Regions from separate parts of the Homo sapiens genome. Here region 1 is linked to region 2. Evidence: chromatin loops called from intact Hi-C (ENCODE). Cell type or tissue: heart left ventricle. All regions are shown on one strand. Region 1 overlaps SHB (SH2 domain containing adaptor protein B). Region 2 overlaps SHB (SH2 domain containing adaptor protein B).

Region 1 (2,500 bases), 48 kb after region 2:
GAAGGCTCAGTTATCACTTCCCAGTTGTCACAAAAACAGCTCTTAGAGTGTGTGAGGTGGCCCCAACTTCTTAGGAATGAAAGTTTCCCCTTCTCTGAGAATGGCTGACATGGAATTTAATTAAGGATTCAGAGAGTTGTTGGTGAGAAATACTTGGAGCCGTCCAAACAGCAAACCCTGGGTGTTCGTTGCCTGCTCTTCTCCAGGAAGCTGACTGTGGCCTCACCAGACCCCCACTCCCACTTGTCGGATCCCAATCCCCAGGACAATGCCCAGTCAGGTTCCACCACGGGCTGCTGGCTGCAGGGAGTGGACTGCAGCTCTGCCTCCACAGGGAAGTGATGTGGCTTCCATCAAGCTGTCAGCCCCCTTCCCACCCGGCAGAGACACCAGCCTTCCAGAGCAGGCTAGACTCTGTTCCTGGCCCACTTTGAATCACCCCAGGAGTCTTTACAGCAACCAGCAAGGCCAGCAGTTGGGTCTAGAAATGGCCTTCTTGCTCTGTCCCCAACCCACCCCCGCCAGGTGCAGCTTGGGCCCACACGAGGCCTATGTGGCACCCCCTGCCCAATGTTGGGAAGGGGACAAGGAGCCTTGGATGATGTCATGGTGTCTGGGGGTGGTGCAGGTTGGTGTGGCAGGTCTACCTGGTTGCCAGGCTGTGTGGCACAGATTGCAAGATGGACAAATGGAACCTGAGCAGAAAGTGGCCACGTAGGGAGGGGCCCACAGGCAGGGACCAAGGAGCCGGGGTGGATAGCCTGTAGAAGCAGACCTCGGTGGAGGTGGCAAAGACACCAAATCGGTGTCTTCACACCTCTGAAGGACCAGTGTGAGGACTGGGCATGAACATGTCCTGGGAGTCTCAGTTTCTCCACCTGGGAAGTAAGACCAGTAGTTCCCACTTCAGAAGGGTCTTGGTGAGATTTGATGGGTATCACATCAGGAAAGTACTGGCATTGTTGCTAGCATTTACTGAGCACTTTCTGTGTGCATTCTCTCATTCAATCCTCATAATCACCCTCTGGGAGGTTAGTTTCCTCCTTTTACAGATAAGGAAGCTAAGGTCCCATGAGAAGAAATAACTTGGCTGGGGGCCCAGCCCATGGCTGGTCAGCAGCAGAGCCGGACTTTGAACCTGTCAGCTCCAACTCCAGAGCCCCTGCCCTAACCCAGTCAAATGTCTGGCCTCTCTGGTGCTATCCAAGATGCTGCAGGAAATATGATTGGAGCTCTCATCCCCCCACAGCCCTCAAGAGGTATCGCATGCCCTTCATCTCACTTGCACTAATTTCTTCATCTCACTTGCACTAATTTCTGCGACATCTACACCAGGATATGTAACTGGGTGGTGGCTTCCCACCTGAAATGGATCCAGTCAGGGTTTCTGTGGGGGACTGGGTTCTGGAGGTTCGTGCTTTCATTGGAGGGGGACCAGCGCCATCCCATGGGTTGGTCTTCTCCTACCACCACTCAGCACAGAGAGGGGCCCGTATACCATAGAGTCCCACATACCATAGAGTCCCACTCCCTGTCCTTCTGGGGAAACTAAGGCTCAGAGTGGAGAAGGGAACAGCTGGAGACCTCATGGCAGAGCCAGTCAGGCCATACATAGAGGAATGACCAGCATTTCCTTTTAACCCAGTGAGTAAACGGCTATGTCTTTAATAATTTGCACTTGTATCTGAGAAGTAAGTAACTGCAGCTCTTGAGCTTGATAGAGGAGCCAGATGACAGGAGGGTGTGTGAAGGGCACCCCCCAGACCTTCTTGAGAAACTAAGTCATCTCATTTCGATTCACCATCTGAAGCTTTGTCTCCGTGAAAGTTACTCTTCAGGCAGTGTCCTTGGCTCAGCCAGGTCTGCCTCATAGCAAAGATAAAAGACACATGACTCAAATACTGCTCAGCATACTTATTTTGGGTACTTATCTGTCTTCCCCACTAGCTCCTTGGCAGATTTCTCTGCCCTAGAAGTTTAGGACAGTGTCTTGCATGTTGGGACCCATGGGGCAATGGGATGAGTCAGACAGTCCCAAGTTCACATGCCGGCTCCACCCTTCACCACTTCGGGACCTGAGACAGACTGTTCAGTCTCCCTGAGCCTTAGTTTACTTATCTGTAAAATGGGGATGGTCACAACTTCTCACACTGGATCTCTGTGTTGATTAAATAAAAACAAAAGATCTGAATGAAAAGACATGGTAAGCCCTAAAGGATCATTTGGTGTTTTGGTTTTCAGAATTGGTTTTGGTGTTCAGAGGGGGCTTGCTGTATTACATAAAATTCAATTTAACATAAAAACCATGTTGCATAAAGAAGTACTTAGTGGCCACAGAGGACCTGTTTCCAAAGCTCATTCCCAGTTATGCCTGGCAATGGGAAGCACGGATGGTGTGGAAAGCACCACTTCTTCAGGAAACCCCATATCCCAATTCCAGCAACAGTTCTAACGAGTCCCCTGGTTCTTCCATTCTTTACTCAGTCCCTCCCGAGGATTG
Region 2 (2,500 bases):
CCTCACTTTGAAGTTCAAAAGCAAATTGATTAAATATACATTTTAGGAACTTTCCAATTTGCTTCTTAAACTAACAGAATTCTAGACTTTTTTTTTTTTTTCAATGGAAGGATTTTCAACTGTCAGCAGGTATAACTGGAACCATATGTCAGCAGAGACCAGGGGCTTTTCCTGGTTTTAGGATTTGTACATTCTTACTGAAACGGAAGTAAGTGGAGCAGGCAGCCGCAGCTCCATGACAGCCTGAGCTCAGATCTCATTTTAATTAGAAAATATAGGTAGCACTTGCTGAATCACAGTCCTTCCAGAACTCCTGTCCCAGGGCAAACAAAGATTTGGTTTATATCCTGCAAACCTCTGTGTTTGCAAATTACAGAGCACTTCTGAGAGCTGGAATGGCGATTTCTAGATTACTATGGAGACTGCAACCCAACTGCCTCTCCCACCCCGCCAGCAAATCCCCCCAAATGATTTTGTTTTCCAGGGGAGACATTTTTTCCCTTCCTTATTGCAAAATAGATGGAGCATGTTCATGTTGAAGAGAGACAGTGAGGAAATCTGGGACAAGAGAAATAAGATTAGATGTCATCCACAGCAGCAACTCATTTTCTCCATTTGGATGTCTGGCCCCTTGAACTCTGAGACACAAAACCCTGCACCTGACCAGCATCTGAACTGTTCCGTTTGACAGCAGTTTATGTGTATAATTTTCTCCCTAATGTATTCTGCAAATGGTAGAGTAGAAATAGCAAATGAAAGACATTGCAAGGCCTAGCTCTCTCCCACCCCTTCTTTCCCTGGCCTGGTGTCATTTGAGCTCAGTGAGTCTCAAGAAAGGCTGCCATTACAATGTCAGCATCTGGAAGCCACCCCTACTGGGTCCCCACTGGGACTCAGAGCCTGAGCCACAGCCACGGAGAAAGTGGTGGAGTAGCGGCAGCGGGAGCCATAGATGCTCCAGTGCTGGGCACTCTGGGCTTCGGTCTTCACTGATGAGCTTCTCTTGTTTGGGGAGCAGTGACCGCTGTGTGCTAAACCTCCCGTTGGCCTCCAGCCACTTGCCAGGGACAGAGCTGCCGCCTGCTGTCCCTTTCCGGGCATCACATTCCTGGCAGCTGGCGGTCACTTGCTCACCCTGCCAGGACGGCTGCCACAAGCTGCCATTTACCAGGCAGACAAAGGGGGATTTTCCCTTCCCCTGAGTTTGCAGGCCCCTCAAATGCCTTACATTCCAGGAGCTGAGAGAACAGGCTCCTGTGGTTTCTAATTAAACCCACAATTTAAATAACAATTCATGTAACCCCAAGGGTTGAGAGGAACGCTAACCTGCCCCCTCCCAAGAGAAGCAGCCGGGTGGCACTGGCTGAGGAGCTGAGGGCTTGGTCTTTGCCAGAAATGTGACCAAAAAGGGCAAGAGGGAAGTCCCAGGACAAGTTTATGATGAAGCGGGGCTAAGCAGGAGGGGCGTGGATTCGGTGGGTTCTGTGCCTCTCCTAAAGGTTAGGAAGTAAAAAGAGGGAGGAACACTTGCCATGTTTAATTGGAGCCTGCAATCGAGAATTTTTACTCTTCTCCAGGGAAAACGTGGAACGGTGGTCTCTGAAGTGTTAGAATCCCAGATACTCAGGTTCTCATGGGAGTGCCCCCCACCCCCAGGTGACTCACTCTTTGTCTGTGAGTTGGAGAATTTTTCTCTGGGGAGAAGAGGCAGGGGCTGTGTTCTGGACTACAGACAAGTGGGGAGCTCAGGCAGGGCCCTGGGAGGCAGAAGATCTGGCCAAGCCTCTGCTCACACTGGACCTCAGTTTACCCATGTGTTGTCGAGGGGTCTTTGGGTTTGTTGCTTTCAGGTCCTTACTGGCCCTGGCTGTCTGTCGATCCTTGAGCTGCTTTTGTGTTTTTATTTGGTCTGTCTGGGGCCACAGTGATCTTTGTATGTAGTTGATCTCACCAAATTGTTGTCTGATGACCCAAGGCGTGGTTATGTTCCAGGTCTGGGGAAATGGAACGCCGAGCTAATTATCTCTAGACAAACTCTTCTGTGCCTCAGCCAGCACCAGGAGCATGTCAGCATTTCTAGGCTTTCTGTGATCTCGTTTCCAACTTTTCCTCCACTTCCATTCCATTAAACCGAGCAACTCACATTCCCTGAGGATGCCCTCCAGGTTCTCGCCTCCATGCTTAGTGTGCATTGTTACCTTCACCAGATGCCCTTCTGTTCTCACCTCACTGTGCCTGGAGCCAGCCAGGCATGCACGAGCTCAGAGGGCTCTTCATCGCAGTGGAGCCCTGCCAGTATGGGTCCCATTCGTTACCCCTGTGAGATGTGGAGCTCCCTGAGTCCGGGCGCCGGCTTTAGTTCCTGCCTCCCCTGCCTCTCCTTGCTCATCTAGCTGAGGCCCAAAGCCTAGCTGTGAAGAGATGTGAAACAAAAAAGCCAAAGGTGGACTCACACCTGCCATCTTCCTCCCTGCAGGTGACCATAGCCGATGACTACTCA

What was found. Hi-C counts contacts between places; a loop is a spot of excess contacts. Peaks named below come from ENCODE experiments on the same cell type or tissue, not always from the same donor. Only the 100,000 strongest peaks of a DNase experiment are listed, where the experiment ranks them.
Region 1: a loop joins it to region 2, with 2.4 times the contacts of the local background. A loop is called at or near these places in 25 of 110 quality-filtered maps.

What each region holds. Positions count from the first base shown.
Region 1 is chr9:37,967,911-37,970,410 of GRCh38, reverse strand. The region is part of intron 3 of SHB (SH2 domain containing adaptor protein B); the gene reads left to right. Among named protein-coding and RNA genes, the nearest start is that of SLC25A51, 65 kb to the right of the region's middle. In heart left ventricle, no CTCF peak of the experiment used is centred here; a DNase peak (open chromatin) is centred at 1,110.
Region 2 is chr9:38,016,108-38,018,607 of GRCh38, reverse strand. SHB (SH2 domain containing adaptor protein B) reads left to right here. Exons shown (of 6, transcript NM_003028.3): 2 at 2,477-2,500. Among named protein-coding and RNA genes, the nearest start is that of SHB, 52 kb to the left of the region's middle. RefSeq lists a silencer at 982-1,276 and an enhancer at 959-1,722. In heart left ventricle, a CTCF peak has its summit at 1,086; a DNase peak (open chromatin) is centred at 1,057; H3K27ac peaks cover 1,604 bases.